2 separate regions of the Homo sapiens genome follow, and region 1 is linked to region 2. Evidence: chromatin loops called from intact Hi-C (ENCODE). Cell type or tissue: heart right ventricle. All regions are shown on one strand. Links, peaks and the distances in the headings refer to the core of each region. The heading gives the core; the rest is flanking DNA. Region 1 overlaps PTPRD (protein tyrosine phosphatase receptor type D). Region 2 overlaps PTPRD (protein tyrosine phosphatase receptor type D).

Region 1 (4,403 bases), core at 204-4,203, 160 kb after region 2:
GTTGTACCCAGACCATACCATGAACATAACCAGCAGCAGAGATGCTTCCTTGTCTCTTGATCCCAAGATTGGTGTTCTTCCTCAAGCATTCTCTTGTCATCCTGTTCTTGGAGTCTGACCTTTGTTTGTTTGTTTGTTTGTTTGTTTGTTTTCCAACATAGCAGTGACCCCGTTTCCCCAGTAACAAATGTAGGGACCGATTTTGATCTTCCTTTTGAGAGTTTGAACCTCGGTGCTCTTCATATACATTTATGTAATTAAACATGCAGTTGTGACTTGGTTGTCTCTCACTTATGTAAAATACATCAAATCCTCATAAGTTATTGTTCTTCTGTAGGTTTTGAAAAGCTCTATGAAAAACAAAACAAAAAAAAGTTGGCTCTGGTGGTATGCATATGGAGTCCCAGCCACTCAGGAGGCTGAGGGTAGAAGATCACTTGAACCCGGAGGTTTAAGACCAGCCTGGGCAACGTAGCAAGGCTTTACCTGTAGAATGAATGAGTGAATGAATGAATGAATGGGTAAATAAATAAATAAATAGATCCGTGTTGTAGACCAAATACTTAATTAGCTGTCCCTTTCAATATTTAGTGAAATGTACAAAATGCTATGAAGTTTTAGAATTAACCAGGAGGAGATTTTTCATTTTTACTTTACTATAACTGCATAGGTCACAAGCACTCAATAAGTGTCAATGGTTGGAGAAATAAAACACAAACACAGAAATAACTGTGAAAGTATAAATCAACATTCTTATCTTGCTTTTCTCAGCATATGGCAGAGTAATAGTAGAATATAATTGCTGATGGTATTGCAATTTTTTGTTTTCTGCTTTCATGCACAAAATTTTTAAACGTTAGTGAAAAGGAACAAGTGTTGTAAAATTACAGCTATTCTTACCTGTGTTAAACTTTTAAAGTGAACTTTTTATTTCTTTGTAAACATTTTATATTCTAACACTTTTATTGTTCCTAGACATTAAAATTTCCCTTTGGAATACAAAGTCATTTTTTCTATATGTCAGGCATAGTACTGCCTTGATACTAGATGTGGAAATGCCCCCACTATAAATACAACCTTCTGCTATAATTGGTAATGAGAAATAAGAGACTGATTTTGAATACTTGACAATGCAATTTAGAACAGTGAATCATATTCCTGGGCTGAACTGTGTATTGACCATGATGAAGAGGCGATTTCTCCTTTAGGATTTTCTCTGACCATTATAATAAGGTTTGATTCTTTTTAGTGTCCTCAGGCCAGGTAGATCTTTATGTCCAGAGCATTTTTGTCTCTTCAGCTTGTAAGGGTCTGGCATATGAAAAAGAGCAGGGTATTTATAGATACAATATCTGAACTTGGGACTGTTCTATAACCAGAAAAATGTCTGATTTTGAGAACAATAAGCCTCAGATTCATCATCTGCAAAAGGGAAATGATACAAGCTCTTTCATAGCCAGAGTGAGTGCAAGTGTTTGTGTGTGTGTGTGTCTCAGTTAAATGATAAATCTCATGTGATTTTCTGAGGTCTGAGATGCCATATGAAGGTTAGTTTTTAGGGAGTCATATTGCTCACTGTTACTGCTATCCAGGACAACTGTCAGGTTGTGGAAGGTCCTGTAAGTTGATGGAAGGAATGAAATTTAAAAAGGTAAAGAGTAAGTGGAAAGTCAAGAGTCCTTGTATATAAAACCTTACTTCTTTGAGGTTTGCTTTTTGATTGCTCTGCCTGATACAATATAGGGCTTAGCAGGACCAAATGCAGAGTATGTGAAGTCATTGCAGAAGAAAGAACAAGTCCAGTTTAGTTTGTGGTTTCAGAGGTGGAATCATGGCAGTCTGCCAGGGTCAAAAGGAGAAGTTCACTGAGGGGCTGGGAGCCAGCTGGGGAGGATCCTGGAGGCATAACTGAAAATGGGAGCCAAAGATCAGTAACCAATAAAGCAGACTCAGTAATAGGAGACAGGAATGTGAGAAACAGTGTTTTTTATGACTCCAACTAATTTGGATAAGTGTTATCTTTTTGAATGCATCTGACCCAGTCATCTGCCACCAGTGGGCTTAACCCTCAAAGCACTGTTACGAACGGAGCCACACAGAATCAAAAGCGGAAAAGGAAAACAAATAATACATGCAAGTCCTATAACCTTTAAATATTTGTGATGGTAAAAAATAAATCCCTGTTACGTGTATGGCTATTATTGCTTAGCTTAGATTATTGATTCTTCTATAGGATATGTGCCTGTGTAAGACAAGAGCATGTACATGCTATATTTCAGAAAGATTTCAACCAAATGTGGTTAATATTTGGGGAAACTGAGGTGGGTATGTTTGCTTTTTGGGAAAATAATTTCTGAAAAACACATTTGCAATTCATTAGGAAGTGGTAATGACTATGTTACACATTTTTGTACCTGAGGAACAGAGGGTGTCTCCACCAATTTGGATGAAGTTGTTTTGAACAATTCTTTTTCTTATAATAGGTATGATATTGCATTATCTTTTGAACCAGTCTCTCTCTCTCTCTCTACATTTATTCTTCATTGGTGAATAATTCCTTTACACTGCCATGATAATATTCTTTCTCTAGATCAAATATCATCATTGAAGAGGAATGATTCTAATAATTTAGAGAACGTTGATATTAATTGTAGTGACATCTAAAACCATAGGTAGAAAATTTTTAAATTTGGAATCCTTCTTTATTCTCAAACAGATCCCTGTAAAATGATGAAATGGCTGTGAACAGCCCCATATTTGCTTTAAGGATTTCCTTCCTTTTCTATTTGCCCCAATCAATTACTTCTGTACCCTCTTCTTGGTCCAAGACCCCACAGATGGGAATCCACTCTACTGGTATTTAAACTTTAGATAGCTTGTTACTTCAGAACATGGTGTAAAATAAGTTAGAAGTGATAGAAACCTTCAAAGATATATTCCTGGATGGAGAGGGTTAGAAACCTTTCCTCTTGACTGGTTTTTATTTAGTAGTAGTATTTGAAAATACTGATGGTCATGGTGATAACAACAGGTTGGAATCTGGAGGACTCTTGATGGGATAGTGTAATATTTTGGCTCATAAAATATGGAATTGTTGCCTTGTCTTAAATCAGTTTTCAGCTGGAACATTTTGTGACTTCTCTGGCATGGTAGCCACCATCTGGCCAACACAGTCTCCTGAGATTCTTGCAGCCAAAGTGTCTCAGCATTCACTTGAAGAAATTCATTTTAAAAATGTCTCCAAATCCTCAAGGACCATGGCTAGCAAAAATGTGGATATGCATCTGAGAGGCATAATTATCATGCCCCTCTCATTCAGAAATGTTCTGCTTCAAAGGAATGGCACAGTGTCCTTCTTGATTTTGTCACTTTTTTTTTTTCCAGTTACTTCTTTTGACATTGTTGAAGGATGAGAATAAGTTCAAGGCTTCCTAAGGATGAAGGAAGCAAAGGGCCTGCGGCAAAAATATAATCATGAACGATTAGAGGAGATGCTATGTAAAAATTGGCACTAAAGCTGGATTTTGGAGCCTCATTAGCATTTTAGTTAATTGTCTAGATATCCATTGCAATTGTATTTATTTATGTTGGTCATTTTATATATCAGGGATTCCGTATCAAGGAAATGTAGTATTCCAGCCTTCTTGAAGGAAATACTCTACAATGGTAGAAATAGATACCGCCTCATCCTTTGTAGCTAGGGTAGTGTTTCCATCTAGATACAAAAAAAGGACAAAAAAAGGAGAATTTCTGACTTGTCTTCACCTTTTTTTTTTTTTTTTTCCAAATGTGCTTTTATCTAGATGCTGCACAAAATTGCAAAACTAATTATGGGGCCAAATTCATATTATTTTGTGGATCTCTGAGGATACGTATGAGAGAATCTAGTCCTCTTGGAGGAAATACTGAAATCATTTTTTAAAAATAGACATATTGGCTACTGGTACTAATAGAAAAATATCTTTCTTGATAGTTAACTTATTAAAAACTGCTCATTGAAGCTCTCAATATGTCCTTTGTGGGAAAAATTGCCTTAATGGGAAAGGTCAGAACAATTTAATAGGACACAATGTGAGTTCTGAGAGGGACTCACAGTGGTTCTCATATAGCACTTGTTAATTTACCAAATATTGAACATTTATTGCAACTAGTAGTAAGGATTTTAAAAATTAAATTGCTATTTACATATAAACTTCCATAATAATAGGCTTAAGAAAACATCAGTCCTTTATAGAGCTCCTTTAATTCCCATAAAATCTGTTATACATGTTATCTGTGGGTGTTCACTGCTATTGTAATTAGGCAACATGTTAGGGTCCAAATAAGCTGAAAAGAATCAGTTTAACTTCTACATTTTCTGCATTATTCTCTCAATTCAGTTATTTCGGGGAGAGATAAAAGAA
Region 2 (4,403 bases), core at 180-4,179:
AGATTTTTTAGCAATTTAGTATGATAATATTTTATCAGAAGTGTAGTGAGCCTAGAGAAGAGGAATTAATCAAGTCTACTCTGAACCATGAGGGTGTGTGTAGTGTGTGTGTGTGTTATATGTGTGTGTGTAGGGGTAGAAAGACACTAGAGTTTGACTGAAAGAGTGAGAAGAAATCTGCCAGTTTAAACAAGGGGAGAAAGAGCATCCCAGGCAGAAGGAGAAACATGTGTCAAGGAATCGTGCTCATTGGGTATCCCATAAGCTTTTTTAAAGATATGATGAGAACCAGTGTGTGGGGTTAGAGAGTTGGGAGAAGTTGTCAGAGACCAGACCACGCAAGGCTCTAAATTTTAATATTTGTAGAATTTCTTCTGTTTGTCAGGCATCATGCTAAACACTGGGCATTTACTGGTGATCAGAAGAGATACTATGCTTGCCATTAAGGGGCTTACCGTCCAGCAGGAGAGTAAAATAATGGATGAATACACAATTGCAAATTGGATAAGCACTATATAGAAAAAAAAAAAAAGATGGTGCCTGCAGTCTTGGAATCTTGGTCTTGTACATTTAAGTAAAGACCTGAAGGATGAGAAGGAATCAGTTGGATATGGGTAGCTGGTATCAGCACGTATGAAGGATAAAAGGCAGGAAATAACTGTGTGGTGAACGGAAGGGAGGCCAGCAGGGCTGGAGGGTGGTGGACTGGGTGAGTCAAAAGTGATTAAGATTGGAGAAAAATGGTCAGGAGGTCTGATGGCTCAGGGCTTTGGTAATGAGATTGGATTTCATTTAAGGCACAATAGGAGACCATGGGAGGGATTGTAGGCTGAGGGGTGAAACAATGGATTTAAAAAATATATAAATTATTCTGGATGCTTTGTAAGGAATAGATTGGGAGGTAACAAGAGTAGAAATAGGAAGGCCATTTAGGAAGCTATTATAGGTAGTCTGGATGAGAGATGGTGGTGGCAATGACTACAGGATTTCCAACTGATTGAGTTAAGGGTGTGGAGGAGGAGGAAGATTGGGAAGAAATTGAGGACAGATACAGGCCTTTATCTGTGAATTGTCAGAGGCCTGTGAACCAGAGCAACTCCATCTTAAAAGCTGGGTAAAATGAGGCTAAGATCTACTGTGCTGCCTTCCCAGACAAGGCATTCTAAGTCACAGGATAAGATAAAAGGTCAGTACAAAATACAGGCCATAAAATCCTTGTTGATAAAACAGGTTACAGTAGGAGCTGGCCAAAACCCACCAACACCAAAATGGCAACAATTGTGGCATCTGCTCATCCTTGCTGCTACACTCTCACTGGCGCCATGACAGTTTGCAAATGCCATGGGAATGTCGGAAGTTACTCTATATGGTCTAGAAAGGGGAGGCATGAATAATCCACCCCTTGTTTAGCATTTCTTCAAGAAATAACCATAACAATGGGCAACCAGCAGCCCTCATGGCTGCTCTGTCTATAAAGTAGCCATTCTTTTATTTCTTTACTTTCTTAATAAACTTACTTTCACTTTACACTGCGAACTCACCATGAATTCTTTCTTGCCAAAATCCAAGAACCCTCTCTTTTAAACTTTGCTTAAAACGTTGCTAATCTTTTATTTTTCAAAGTCAAGGAACCTTTTCTTTTAAGCTATTACAGCTTTTAACAGTTAAGTGTACTCCTATAAAAAAATTTAGAGCATATTTATTTCTCTCTACCTCATTTTTTCAGAATTTTAAAAACTAGTTGTAAGCATTCTTATGACAATATAGTTATTTACATGAGTGCAATAAACATCTGTTTTCTTTTGTCACAGGACACAATTTTAAAAATTGGTTATTTTACCAAGGCTTTAACTAAAATGGTGTACTTTCCTTTAAGTTATCAAACTTAACTTGTAAAGCCAATAAAAACCCTTTAGAAAACTGGCCACATACCTTGCCTAAAACAGTCCCTATACAGGGTTTCTAACCTGTGCCAAATAAAAAATATCACTTTCTAACAGGTCCAGAAACCACAAGTTATCTTGGGACCTCAAAAAGAAAGAAATTTACCCAACTCATAAATATTTAAAGGTACAAACTCATGGCAGGGCTCAGCTTTAAAAAAGTCTTATCTAAAATTCCTTCTATGAAACAAAGTTCCATCAAAGCCAATTTTTAAAAAGCCTATGTAAAAAATAATTATTCTTACTGCACTTTATACAAATAATCAGGCCAAGTATAATAAAGCAAATCAGTCTTACCATAATTTATCTTTAGTGAAAATGGAAAACTGGGAAAAATACTACGTTTCAAGAACTATACTATACTTGTTATTAAATTCTAGTCTCATTAGTTGTTTCTAAGCTTATTTCTGCAATTTCAGCAAACCCTGCTTATTCCTGTGAACCAACCAGTGATCTCTAACTGCTGCTCAAAAAAAACCAAAAGGAATAAGTAATGTAAAAATCTGGATCAGTATTCTAATTCTGGGCACATTACAATCAGCTGACAACCCGGTATCAGCTTAGTTCCAACAGTTGCCCAGTTCATAAAAAGCCTTCTAATTTAGTTTACTTAAAATAACTTATTTTGCTTTACTCTTGTGAAATATATTACTGTTATACTCTTTGTATAAGAATACAAAACAAGCTTACTGAATGTTTTATTAAACAGTTAACTAATCTTACAGATACCACCTTTTGTCAAAACTCAAAAGTTATAAATAAACCTTACCATACTAACACTTTCTAACGAAGCTCTTCTCTACCGTGAATGCAAGAGACCCCCATAGTTAGGCCAAAATATCATCGCCCCTATTTGGCCTAAAAAAGTTACAAAAAATAGATCTTTGTCCCTGGGCAACCCTTAGGATCAAAGGTTCTCTTATAAAAGGGAGAGGGGAAATGTCAAAGGTGTGCTAACCACAGCAACTCCATCTTAAATAAAAGCTGGGTAAAATGAGGCTAGGACCCACTGGGCTGCATTCCCAGACGATTAAGGCATTCTAAGTCACAGGATAAGATAAAAGGTCAGCACAAAATACAGGCCATGAAAACCTTGCTAATAAAAGGTAACAGTAAAGGAGCCAGCCAAAACCCACCAACACCAAAGTGGCGACAAGAGTGACCTCTGGTTGTCTTCACTGCTACACTCCCACCAGCACCATGACAGTTTACAAATGCCATGGCAACATCAGGAAGTTACCCTATACAATCTAAAAAGGGAAGACATGAATAATCCACCCCTTGTTTAGCATATCATCAAGAAATAACCATAAAAATGGGCAACCAGCAGCCCTTGGGACTACTCTGTCTATAAAGTAGCCATTCTTTTATTCTTTTACTTTTTTAATGAACTTGCTTTCACTTTGCACTGCAAACTCACCGTTAATCTTTTCTCGCGCAAAATCCAATAACCCTCCCTTAGGGTCTGGATCAAGACTCCTTTCCTGTAACAAAATGGTTTCCTTCCTTCCGCCTTTCCTTTCCTTTCCCTTTCCTTTCCCTTTCCTTTTCCCTTTCCCTTCCCTTTTTTGAAACAGGGTCTCACTCTGTTTCCCCAGGCTGGAGTGCAGTGGTGTGATCACAGCTCACTGCAGTCTCGACCTCCCTGGCCCAGGTGATCTTCCCGCCTTAGCCTCTCGAGCTGCTGGGACTTACAGGCACGCGCCACCACCACACCCAGCTAAGGTGTGATTTCTTGAGATGGGGAAGGCTGGCATATAAACTTGCTGGCGGATAAGGAAATCAGCTTGGAAACTATTGGTTTAAGGTTTCCATGAAGCATGCAAGGTGGGGAAGGGCTATGTATTACATGATTCTGTAGTTCAAAGGTACAATTGCTGTTGAGTTAAAAGTTTGTGAATCATTGAAACCAAAGATGGCAATTAAAGCTTTGTGGGAAGGGATGAAATCATCCAGGAATTTTAAGAAGGGGTTCAGTGGAACACTGAACATTTAGAGGTCAGGCAAAGGGGGTGAAACTTCTAAGGAGCCTGAGAAAGAACAGGCCCAAGTGGTAAGAAGAAAACTAGGATATTAAAGTAGAGTAGAATACCGGGAGAGAAGAGGGCTTCAAGAAGAGGCTGTGGGGTGTGGGCTGTTGAGTAAAATGGAAACAGAACCCTGAGTATTAAATGTCTTACTAGATCCTCTGTACTTTCTTCAGCTGTAGATGGGAAAGCATTGGAAGATTTCATACCGAGGACTGACTTGACCAGAAATGTTATTTTCGAAAGATTCCAGTGTGGGCTGTGTGAACACTGGGCTTAGTTTGGAGGAATGGAAATCTGTTAATCCTTTCTGCTTTCTAACCTGTTAAATTGCCGTAGCTTAAGTAAATGACTGCAGCACTGGTGGTTTTGGGGGATGGGAGGGGGTTGAAGTTTAACAGAATTGGATTCCAGTTCTGTTCCATTGTCAGCT

Evidence for each region. Hi-C counts contacts between places; a loop is a spot of excess contacts. Peaks named below come from ENCODE experiments on the same cell type or tissue, not always from the same donor. Only the 100,000 strongest peaks of a DNase experiment are listed, where the experiment ranks them.
Region 1: a loop joins it to region 2, with 2.8 times the contacts of the local background. A loop is called at or near these places in 2 of 110 quality-filtered maps.

The regions. Positions count from the first base shown.
Region 1 is chr9:8,658,052-8,662,454 of GRCh38, reverse strand. All of the region lies in intron 12 of PTPRD (protein tyrosine phosphatase receptor type D), which reads left to right. Among named protein-coding and RNA genes, the nearest start is that of PTPRD-AS1, 200 kb to the left of the region's middle. In heart right ventricle, for the core only: no CTCF peak of the experiment used is centred there; a DNase peak (open chromatin) is centred at 1,864.
Region 2 is chr9:8,822,762-8,827,164 of GRCh38, reverse strand. The region is part of intron 11 of PTPRD (protein tyrosine phosphatase receptor type D); the gene reads left to right. Among named protein-coding and RNA genes, the nearest start is that of PTPRD-AS1, 33 kb to the left of the region's middle. In heart right ventricle, for the core only: no CTCF peak of the experiment used is centred there; no DNase peak of the experiment used is centred there.